Regions from separate parts of the Homo sapiens genome. Here all the other regions are linked to region 1. Evidence: chromatin contacts called from ENCODE Hi-C data. All regions are on one chromosome and are shown on one strand. The core of a region is the stretch at or near the end of the contact, and the rest is flanking DNA. Distances in the headings are between cores, read along the strand shown. Region 1 overlaps LINC01934 (long intergenic non-protein coding RNA 1934). Region 2 holds the start of CHROMR (cholesterol induced regulator of metabolism RNA). Region 3 holds the start of TTN-AS1 (TTN antisense RNA 1). Region 4 overlaps CCDC141 (coiled-coil domain containing 141).

Region 1 (2,809 bases), core at 136-2,635:
GGTATAAAATGTTATATTTGTTTTAGTTCAATTAAAATTTTATAAAATGAAAAAAGAAAACTAATTCATAACATGGATGTATTAATTTATTATTTATTACCAAAATTGCATTTTATAAAGAAAAATAGCAATCTATGTTATAACCAAAGATACTCTGAAAAAAAAATCAGGTTAAAATATGGAAAAATATTTCAAACAAAAATATGTGAAAAAATGAAAAGTACAATAAAAATATCAACATGCGTTTTTATGAAGCTAGACAAGTTTATTTTAAAGTTTATGCAGAAAAATACATACACAAGAATAGGGCCTGGCATGGTGGCTTATGCCTATAATCCCAGCACTTTGCGAGGCCTTGGTGAGAGGACTGCTTGAGCCCAGGAGTTTATGACCAGCCTAGGCAACATTAGTGAGGCCCTGTCTCTACAAAACATTAAAAAAAATAATAATAACCAAGTGTGGTCCCAGTTACTCAGGAGGCTGAGGCAGGAGAATCACTTGAGCCTGGGAGGTCAAGGTTGCAGTGAGCCAGGCAGTGAGCACTCCAGCAGGCTGGGTGACAGAGTGAGGCCCTGTTTCAAAAAAAAAAAAAAAAAAAAAAAAACACTAAAAAGAAAAGCTGTAAGTGGGAACTAGTTATAACAAATGTTAAAACCTAGTATAAATCTTTTATACTTAAATCTTTTTATACTATAAATCTTTTAAACAGTGTGTCACCAGCTCATGATAAAAAGACTGATGAGTGGAACTGAATGGAAATTCTAGAAATAGATCCAGGTACATATTGAACTTGGGTATGTATGTGCATATCTGTACATTTACATCTATTTCCAAGTTCTCTGCCAAACCTGAAAACCCATTTTTGGGGATTTCTCTCCTGCACTGACTTGGTGTTACTGTCCTGGCAGGTGAACCTTGATTTTATTCCATGCTTCTAGTGATAGATTTTACCAGCATTGTTCATTACAACTTTCTGTATTGATGGAAATGTTCTAAAATCCGGGCTGTCCATTAGGGAAGCCACTGTCCATATGTGACTATTGAGCCTTTGAATTAGGCCAATGTGTGACTGAGAAACTTAGTTTTAAATTCTATTTAATTTGAATTAATTTATGTTTAAATAGTCATACAAGGTGTGTGGGGACGCTACTGGATGATCCTGCCCTATACTCTAAGCTCCTCCAGGAGAGGTCCAAGTCTGTTTAGTTCACATCAATGTCTAGTACAGTGCCTGAGGGATGACTAGTCTTTTTATTTCCAATCCGTATTAATTCTATTACATATGTATAGTAGGAGGGCTGGTTGCACCCTGATGTTCAGCTCCAAACCAGAAGATTAAATGCCCCAGTGCTGGATGTAGATGCTTAGAAGAAGCAGAAGCAGCTGCTAAGGGTGGGGCGTGATCAGGGAGGAGAACTGCAGCTTGTAATCGGTATTTCTTGCAAAGGCTTTTCCCTCTGCAAAAGTTCACTCTAATTTACATAAACCTCGGAGTATTGTTTTTAGATAATAGGGAGTAAAAAACAAAAGCAGACATAAATATATTTATCCACCTGCCTCAAGAAAATGATAGCTTTCTTAAAATAGTATTTTCAGCCTTTCTCTGGAGAAATATGTCTTTGAGGAAACATACACTCTCAATGGTTTAAGTAAACACGTCTCAGGAAAGCAGAACATCAGATGGAGGGCTCAACAGCAACAAAAGGAGGAAATCAGAATTTTATAAGAATTTCTGGTAATCTAAAGATTGTTTAAATCAGATCTTCATAGACAATTTTGGGCAAAGTCAAATAAAATGTTAATGCTGGTATAGAGAGAGCAAATGTTCTATGGGGCCATAAATGACTGACTGGACTTTCAGCTTTCCCAGTCCCTCAGCCGAGTAAGGAAAGCTACTCAACTTCTCTGATCATTAGCTCGTTTATCCGCAAAAGAGAATTGTATTGGGTAAGTGTGGTTTGCGGGGATGGAAATGTGGGTCAATGGTCAGCAGAGGTGAATTCCCCTCTACTAGTGTTTCCTGTCACACTATAGCTACCCCAAAGAGGTTGTCGTACAGGGTTAAACAATGTGAGAGCTGGAGAAGGTTCTAGAAATCACCCAATCAAATGAGGAAATCGACTAAAGAGGCAAAGACAAAAGTGATACCAGCAGCAGACTCTAAAAAAAGAACATGGCAAAAGTCACCAGGCTCACACCTGCTCCATGCTCTGGGTCACCATCTTCGAAATCAGGACTCTGCTGAAAGTTCAGAGATGCTAACACTCAAGTGCATATTTCAAGTACAGCTTTCTCACGCTGTGATTTCCATTATTTGTTTTTCTTTAGTTTGTTAAGTGTGTTGCCAGAGTGATGAGATTTCTTTATTCGAGCAAGTGATTACAATCACTTTACATTAAAAAAAAAAAAAGTCTCAACATTATATAGTAGGAAGACCAGCTTTTTGCTCAGTCTTCTACAGTTTTCTCTCTTTCAATGAGGCACTTTGGCGTATCTTAAATTTCAATGAACACAAACAACTTTCAGGGTTTTCTTTCTTTCTTTCTTTCTTTCTTTCTTTCTTTCTTTCTTTCTTTCTTTCTTTCTTTCTTTCTCTCTCTCTCTCTCTCTCTCTCTCTTTCTTTCTTTCTTTCTTTCTTTCTTTCTTTCTTTCTTTCTTTCTTTCTTTCTCTTTCTCTCTCTCTCTTTCGTTCTTTTACTCTGGGTGGCCTCTTTAGCTTCATTGTCTTTTCTCTTCCTGATCATAAGACACAGCATACAGATGTCTGATTGTGACAAAGGACTTGTGAAATTACACATTACAGACAAA
Region 2 (2,809 bases), core at 102-2,601, 2.9 Mb before region 1:
TAAAATGTAGCCCATATTCTCTCCATGTATATCACTCAATATCACACCGTAGAGGCATATAACTGATAATATTGCCTCTGGCCCATGCCAAATTGCAAGTGGTAGATTTTTTTTTTCCTTCCGAATTAAGAAACACAAGATTTACCCCTTTTCTTGGAAAAGTGTTAAGAGTCTAGCACCCCCAATAACTAGGGTCTACAAATGTCTAAAAGTTATTAATCTTGGTCTGTCTTAACTACCAATTCTCTTAATTTGGGTAACCTCAATTTTGTTGTTGTTTTTTTTTTTTTGAGACAGAGTCTCGCGCTGTCGCCCAGGCTGGAGTGCAGTGGCGCCATCTGGGCTCACTGCAATCCCCGCCTCCCGGGTTCAAGCAATTCTCCTGCCTCAGCCTCCCTAGTAGCTGGGATTACATGTGTGCACCATCACACCCAGCTAGTTTTTGTATTTTTATTAGAGACGGGGTTTCATCATGTTGGCCAGGCTGGTCTCGAACTCCTAACCTCAGGTGATCCACCTGCCTCTGCTTCCCAAAGTGCTGAGATTACAGGCGTGAGACACTGCACCTGGCCTGGGTGACCTCAAATTTTTAAATGAAGGGATTGGAGGTAACATCTAGGATTTTATCTAGTTCTGTCTTCTATGATTCAAACCCCAAATTCTCCACTGCAATGACTGCTTCTGGAATAAATATTCCTGGTTGCCTGTCTCTGAAAAAAAGCTCTCACATAAGGCTAATGAGAGGCGAAACTAAGGCAGGATCTCTCCTTTCAAGACCACATAGTCAGGGTTGTTTAATAAGCACACAAAGTAGAGACATATTTACCCATTCACCATGAAAAAACACCCCTATAAAAGGCCCAATACCTGGGCTTAATAGCTTCATTTCTTGTGTGATCTTGCAGTGTACATCAAAAAATTAACAAATAACATCCAGTGACATGATCTTGGCTCACTACAACCTCCGCCTCCCGGGTTCAAGCGATTCTCCTGTCTCAGCCTCCCTAGTAGCTGGGATTACAGGCATGCACCACCACACCCGGCTAATTTTGTATTTTTAGTGGAGATGGGGTTTCTTTCTCCATATTGGTCAGGATGGTCTCTCTCGAACTACCGACCTCAGGTGATCAGCCCGCCTTACGCCTCCCAAAGTGCTGGGATTACAGGCGTGAGCCACCGCCCCTGGCTCCCCCACCGGCAATTTCTAAAATGTATCGGTCTCCTCCCAAGCCCTTGTTCCTTCATCCCCCACCCGGGGCAGATTCAGACAAGCATTTATTTTAGTTCCTAAGCCGCGCGGTGCTCCCAGCTTCCGCGCCTCTGGGCGGCCCACACCCCTCCCCATCCTCTCCTCCGCGCCGCCGTCTTCGTTGCTCTTGGGTGGCCGCGGCGCCCGCTCCCTCTGAATTCGCCGGGCAGGGATACAGCCGCCCGGGGCCTCTTGCTCGTGCTTGGTTTTCCGGACCTTGCTTCCTAAAGGGTCTTTAGGGGTTCCCGGACTCCTCCGCCTGGGAGCCTCTATCCGCCTGGGAGCCTCTATGCGCCCCGCAAAGCCCCCGGCAGAGCCGAGGGGAGGCTTCATTGGCGACCTGGTGGGGCCTCGCGGCCCTGCTCCCTGACGTCAGCGCCGCCGCGGTGATTTAACAGCTTTTGTTTTGGGCAGAAGAACCTATGGGCACAAAAAGCAGGAACGAGTAGCGGTGGCTGAAGAACGAGCAGGAGCTTGAATTTCAGTTTTCTTATGAGGAATTTTCCAGAAAAGATATCTTCACTGTGAAATAACTAAATAAATGCCCACTCAGTACAGTAAGTATTGATATCGTCCTATAGCATTTGGCTAGAAAGTGGTGTCAATAGGGTTTTTCCTTCAGACTTTGCAATACTGTTCAGAAGGGCCAATGCCAATCCTTCTGTGAGGAAGTTTTTTTCTTCCTAAATATGTTAATTGCCTCAACTTGGACTAACGGTCACACTTGTGAATATGAGTGTAAGAAACAGTTTATTTCTCACATGTATGAAAAGGAAATTTTCTTTCATCTATCTCAGGCCCCTATTCAGCGTAAAATCAAGATTATTTAACTTGCAAGATTAAACAACGACCTTATTTCAAATGAAATAAAATTCAGTCTGATCAGAAACCCCTTGGAGCAGTTTATATTAACCTAATTATCTTTTTACTGCAGTAAGTTAATTGAGGATTATGGAATGCATCTAAAAAGCAGTTATATTTACAGGTCCCAAAATTAAATGCTAAGGAAAAGCATTTCTGCAAACCCAGGTAGTACGGACAAACCGAAGGGAGTTTTATTCTGTCAAGTTTTACTCTAAATTCAATCGTTGATCAGCTAGATCTCGGCTTGGTTATTCTTGGAGGAGCTGCCTTGCAAATGATTCCACTCTGAGCTCGCCGGCCACAGTAGCGTGAAATGGATGGCAGTCAGTTTCCTCTTCCTAAGACTGGGTGTGGTTTCTCTGGGCAGACTACACAGTGGCGACTCTGGCGGGATTTGAGGAGCCTGGAGAGGCCCACCACGTGTGTGTCTCCCCCTAGTGACCAACGGGCTGAAGTTCCTGTGGTTAAAGGCAATTGCTGATTTTGTCATTAGCAGGAAGGTGAAGCTCAACGACCTCCTGCGTGTACAGCACCATTCTAGAAGCTGGATGTGTTTAAAGATATGATGCAATATGTACCCAGAAGGCATAAGACTAGATCACTAGGGTACAAATTAAAATATCAAGTTGCATACGCTGAGTATGGGATTAGGTCAGCGGAACACGCTTTGGAAAACACTGCTTTAACGACCTCATT
Region 3 (2,809 bases), core at 99-2,598, 2.8 Mb before region 1:
TGTGTCATTTATAAAGAAAAGAGGTTTAATTGACTCACAGTTCCACGTGGCTGGGAAGGCCTCACAATCATGGCGAAGGCAAGGAGGAGCAAGTCACATCTTACGTGGTGTCAGGGAAGAGAGAAATGAGAACCAAACAAAAGGGGTTTCCCCTTATAAAACCGTCAGATCTTGTAAGACTTATTCACTACCATGATAACAGTATGGGGGAAACGGCTCCCATGATTCAATTATCTCCTACCAGGTCCCTCTCACAAGGTGGAAATTATGCGAGCTACAATTCAAGATGAGATTTGAGTGAGGACACAGCCAAACCGTATCAGCATGTACGTATAAGAAAAATCATGGCCAGGCGTGGTGGCTCACGCCTGTAATCCCAACACTTTGGGAGGCCGAGGTGGGCAGATCACGAGGTCAGGAGATCCAGACCATCCTGGCTAACAAGGTGAAACTCTGTCTCTACTAAAAACAAAAAATTAGCCTGGCGTGGTGGCAGGCGCCTGTAGTCCCAGCTACTTGGGAGGCTGAGGCCAGAGAATGGCGTGAACCCGGGAGGCGGAGCTTGCAGTGAGCCGAGATTGCGCCACTGCACTCCAGCCTGGGTGACGAGTGAGACTCCGTCTCAAAAAAAAAAAAAAAAAAAAAAAAGGAAAAATCATAGTATTTGTAGGATTCAGTACTATCCACAGTTTCAGGATTCCACTGGGGGATCTTGGGACAGGTTGCCCAAGAATAAAGGTGGCCTGCCGTACATCTAATGAGTACCAGTGAGACCTAGGCTAGGTCCCCTCTAAAGTGCTGCTTCTCTAGTCCCTAGCTTCAATATTCTGTACTGTGGTCCCTAACAGAATAATGATTGCTGGTATTTATTGGGTGCTCTGCTAAGCGCTGTTCTGAGTTTTACAAGTAGTAACTTGTCTAATCGTCACAATAATACTGTGAGGTTGCTGCTGTTATTCTCATTTTATGGACGAGAATGTCAAAGAATGGAGAAGTTGGGTAACCTGCCCCAGGTGAAGTAAGTTAGTAAACAGCAGTTCCTAGATTTGAGCGGGGCCCTCAGGGTTTTGAATGCAGACATGTAATTGCAACATGATTCGGCTGATCATGTAGCCAGGGTGTGGGGTTTATAAAATAGACGTGAATAAAAAAAAGGGGCAGGATGACAGTGAAGCTTGCTCATGGGTTTTGTGGAGGGCGTAGATTGGAACCAAAAAGCACGCCTCGGCTTGGTGCTCCCTGTCGCCCTCTGTTGACATGGGGAGAGAAGAGCGGGTCTGACTCGGAAATGACGCCATAATGCTGAGGAACCACTCCTGGCGTTGCGGAAGGTGGGGTGTGGGGCCGGAAGACCCTCCCCCCGCGTCTTCAGAGGAGCGCTGTTTCTGGAGGAGTTAGGGGAAGGAGGCTGCCTGGTAAGCCAGGAAAGGGGCTTCTGGCCGTTCTGTTGGAGCGCCTCTGACTGACTTCCCCCATGTGTCCGTGTGGCCACACCGTGCTACTTTCAGAGGCAGTGGGCTTTTCGCTAAGGGATAAAAAGAAGTAAAACCTTGCCTTTAGCGCAGCTCTCCTTCACTGGGCAGATTGCTCTCCCTCCCCACTCTCCCAGGCCCAAATTGGATCTCAGCGCCTGGGAGCTCCAACTTTAGCAAGTGCGAAATCCTGTCTTCGGTTTTGGAATTTTCATCCGCACAGACTATATCAGCCACGGATAGGATATGTGAGAATACCAGCATGTCAAGGCTGGGAATCATCCTTAGGCATCACCTAGCCAGTCCTGCCTCTCATTTTAAGGTAAGAATAGGCATTTAACATTGTAAGATGATGTAGTGGGTTCTGTTGGCATCACTTAGATGCCCAGGAAATGTGTATTCTTCCATCGATTTCTCGATTGTTCACTGTTTGGCTGCGTTAGTCCACGGAGAATTGTCCTGGCCAACAGGCACCCCTCTTCACTTGGGAAGGTTTATTTCCCTCTTCCATCCCTCCTCAGCCCCTCAGCTTATAGCCTGTAGCCATTGACTGGTTGGTAAGGGGGTACAAAATGTCAGCCCCCTTGCTCCTAGATGGAACCAACTCTGTGGTACGATTGAAGCTCCCTGTGAGATCTGGCTGAGGCTTCTGCTGAGACCACATTCGTGCTCAGCTTGCTTCCTCTGCCCTATCTGCTGGCTGCCCCATTCCCTTTTTCCCTGAGAGTAATAATCCCTCAAAGAATTTCTGAGACAAGAATCCCCGTCTCAGGCTCTGCTTTTAGGGAATCTGACTTAAGACGGAAAACTTGCTGAATAAATTAATGAAGACCCAGGATTTTTCTCTGGAGAATGAAAACTGACAGTACATTTGCTTCAGCTTTGGTCACCTGTACCTACATTAAGGAGGTGAATTTAGGCAAATAACATCATAGGCTTATAATTATGATTAACAAATTGAAGTGGACAAATACAGATATTTTTGGCATTATTTTATTACCAAGTCTAGATCAGTTGTTTAAAAAGCATAGTAGAATGACACTATTTAAAATAGTGTCAGTCTTCCATATACTGTCATTCTACCATGCTTTTAAAACAACTGATCTAGACTTGGGAATAAAATAGTTCTTTAGTTCTGAGGTCCTTTATTTGTTCTGTCTCAATTTGGAGCTGCAGTAGCCAATATGGACTCAGATTCACAACTGATCATTTTCCCTGAAGTTGTCCTTTTCCGTTCACTATGCTCTTTGAGGGACAGTATCTATACCGTGTTAATCATCTTTGTATTGTTCCCTGTGGTGTTTAGCACAAAAGATTGTGAATTGTAGATGTTCAAA
Region 4 (2,809 bases), core at 194-2,693, 2.3 Mb before region 1:
CTTCCTACCTTAGCCTCCCAAGTAGCTGGGACTACAGGCATGCATCACCATGCCCAGCTAATTTTTCGAGACAGAGTTTCACCATGTTGCCCAGGTGGGTCTCAAACTCCTGAGCTCAAGCAATCTGACCACCTGGGCCTACCAAAGTGCTAGGATTACAGGCATGGACCACTATGCCCAGCTGGAAAGATCATTTGATAGATAAGATAAGAGAAAATAGTTTCATATTTATTAGCAATAAAGACTGTTATAACCGTCATGTAGAATCCAAAAAGTTCCATAGAACGGGCATGTGTATTTCAAATACAGGTGTGTGGTTTTTTTTCTCTCACTCAACAATGTAAGGAGCTTTAGGGTTAAAATCCAAAAGCATAATTTTACCTAAATATTTTCCTACTCTTTGTCAGTTATGTAGTCCCCACACTCCTATCCAGTGTGCCAGAGTGCTACTCTGGGCTGATCAACACTGCCCCACGCAGGGGAACTAAGGATCTGCATGTCAGAATCCTCCAAGCTGGAACTGGGCCAGTCTTAGGCTTACCTAGAAATATACACCTGATCCCATGAGACCACGTTGGCTGTGATATGATAGCACTTCTCATGGGATCAGGTGTATATTTCTAGATAGCAGCAGGCTTCCATGCTCAGCTTGTGCCAGGAAGCCACAGGATCCAACATCATGGAAAGATCATGAAAATGAGATTTTAATCAGAGTGTGAGTCCCAGCTCAGCCAGTTAATAAACCTGAGCAAGTCCCTTAATCTCCCTGAGACTCAGCTCCCTTACCTGTGAAAATGAGTCCATACCACACTGGCCCTTATTATATATACTAAAATGAGACAATGATATGAAAGCAGTCTCTAAAGTAAGTATGCATGCATTTATGTAATGTTAATTATTCTAATCTAGTTTTATGTGGATTCTATGAAGATATTTTAGTGGTTACAGCTCAGTTACATGCAATGCTTATATTTCTACAGGCTTCAACATTTCCTGATGGCAGTTAGGGTTAGCCATAAATGTTGATGGAATAAATAAGCAAATACGTGGTATGATTTCAGGGATGTAAGGAAAACCTTGATGTTGATAACAAATCCTTTCTCACATGCGGGCTGATTAGCATGTGATTGTTAGCACATCACCTGGCTACTGTTCAGTCTTCCATAAAAGTTAGTAACTTAGCATAATCACCATCATTAATAGTAACCAAAATGTAAGATAATTATAAGATAATAAATACTTTGGAAATTACATACTTCCTTTTATAGGCATTTTATGCCTTTATTTCACTAAGAAGTAGGTTGTACCTTCCGTTGTAAACCATGCTGAATTTGATTTTGAGTTTACACATACTGCTGACAGGCATAATGAATTTCTGGCTTCAACTATTTTTTCTGGTGAAAGAGAAATGAACATACCACCACTTAATTTTAGCTATGCAAACCTAATTGCCCATGCCTATCTGAAGGGGGTGTTACCCTGTCCTATTTGTATAGGCTGCCCCTAATCCAAACTGGCACACAAATAACAGAACTAGTATTCTGATTGGCTTCAGTTTGAAATAGAAGCTGCAGCTAATGAGCTGCTGAAAACCTGAGGGTCACAGCTGTCCCGAGTGGAAATCACCTCTAACTGAAAGCTAGACCACAGCCCTCAGTGAATTGAGAATTCTTGTGTCAACTCTTTAATTTTCAGGGGCTCCTGTGCTAAAACCAAATGAGTAAAAGATGAAATGGTTCTGCCGTCAGTAGGAAATGTCAGTGACATACACAGTAACAGAAAGAGACAAAATTATGAAAAGCAACTTGGAAAATTCTGACATTGTATTGAATCAGTCCATTTGGATTTAAAAAATAAGGATTTGTGTTTTCTTGGTCACTCTTCAAACTAGAACCATTTATTAAAGGACCATAAAATCTGTTTATAATGGAAATGCCAGCTACAACTTAGTCCCTTTATAATTATGAGACTAAGTATAATGTAAATGGAACCAGATCAGATATTTTCTTCTCAGTTTACTGCAAAATAATTGTTCCAAAAATATTTCTTTTGCATAGGCCTAATAAAAGATAGTATTTTAAAACATTTCAATGCATCTAAAAGGCTCTACAACATTAATTCTTATAAATGCGTCTCCTTAATTTTTTCTTTTTGGATATTTGCGTACAAATGACTCTTCCATATCTGTTCTGTTAAATGAAGTAAATAATGTAATTAGAAATAATCTACAGGTGTATGGACCAAATAATTAATAGTAGTTTCTGCTGTTTGAGGGAGTGGTCTGTACGCTTGGATTTGTTTGGATTTCACTACCTTTTTTGCAGAGTTCTGTGGCCTTTCAAGTGACCGAAAAAACAGTCCTGGAAGCTTATCAAGAATACCATTGTGTGTTTTACTGGGGAATCTGAACTCTACCATGCTTGAATAAAATACAAAAATAGCAACAAAGAGAATAACACATTCCCTAAGACTTGATGAAAGCTAGAACAATAGGAAGTTTTTGTACCAAACAGAAAGATAAATAAATACGAGCACTAAGCTAACGTCTGTTCACAGGATGAAGCCAAAGCCGAGGAAAGAGGCAGCTTTTCTACCTTGAAGACCTAGCTCTCTTCCCTGCCCCAAACACTGTTCCGTCTCACGCCACTTATTCCCACAACCTTGTATTAAATTCTACCTTCCCCATGAAACCACTCCAGCTAAATTAATTTCTCTTTCTCCATGAATATGTCTATGGTACTTTCACGATCAGTGTCTTTCATCTGGGGACTTAATTACTCAGATAGTGCCTTGATGTTGTGACTTCACT

What was found. A loop is a pair of places that touch in the nucleus more often than their neighbours do. Pooled maps may share reads with other maps.
Region 2: a pooled map shows a loop between it and region 1 (2.7-fold over the local background). The contact joins the promoter of CHROMR here to the enhancer-like site in region 1. A Hi-C loop is called at or near these places in 3 of 37 single-sample maps with no recorded cell type and 4 of 50 pooled maps.
Region 3: a loop to region 1 is called in a map with no recorded cell type, with 7 times the contacts of the local background. The contact joins the promoter of TTN-AS1 here to the enhancer-like site in region 1. A Hi-C loop is called at or near these places in 3 of 37 single-sample maps with no recorded cell type and 4 of 50 pooled maps.
Region 4: a loop to region 1 is called in a pooled map, with 2.7 times the contacts of the local background. The contact joins two enhancer-like sites. A Hi-C loop is called at or near these places in 1 of 168 maps with a recorded cell type or tissue (naive thymus-derived CD4-positive, alpha-beta T cell), 1 of 37 single-sample maps with no recorded cell type and 7 of 50 pooled maps.

The regions. Positions count from the first base shown.
Region 1 is chr2:181,310,651-181,313,459 of GRCh38, forward strand. All of the region lies in intron 3 of LINC01934 (long intergenic non-protein coding RNA 1934), which reads left to right. Among named protein-coding and RNA genes, the nearest start is that of MIR4437, 6.4 kb to the left of the region's middle. RefSeq lists an enhancer at 2,218-2,267. Within about 2 kb of position 1,386, at least 7 of the 41 ENCODE cell types and tissues checked have a DNase peak (open chromatin) inside an H3K27ac peak, as active enhancers do.
Region 2 is chr2:178,412,308-178,415,116 of GRCh38, forward strand. It overlaps CHROMR (cholesterol induced regulator of metabolism RNA), which reads left to right and starts at 1,352. Exons shown (of 5, transcript NR_110204.1): 1 at 1,352-1,806. RefSeq lists enhancers at 1,116-1,691, 1,521-1,720, 2,222-2,481, 2,269-2,809.
Region 3 is chr2:178,521,843-178,524,651 of GRCh38, forward strand. It overlaps TTN-AS1 (TTN antisense RNA 1), which reads left to right and starts at 1,349. Exons shown (of 7, transcript NR_038271.1): 1 at 1,349-1,794. RefSeq lists enhancers at 1,038-1,550, 1,227-1,376.
Region 4 is chr2:179,019,873-179,022,681 of GRCh38, forward strand. All of the region lies in intron 2 of CCDC141 (coiled-coil domain containing 141), which reads right to left. Among named protein-coding and RNA genes, the nearest start is that of CCDC141, 29 kb to the right of the region's middle. Within about 2 kb of position 1,444, at least 5 of the 41 ENCODE cell types and tissues checked have a DNase peak (open chromatin) inside an H3K27ac peak, as active enhancers do.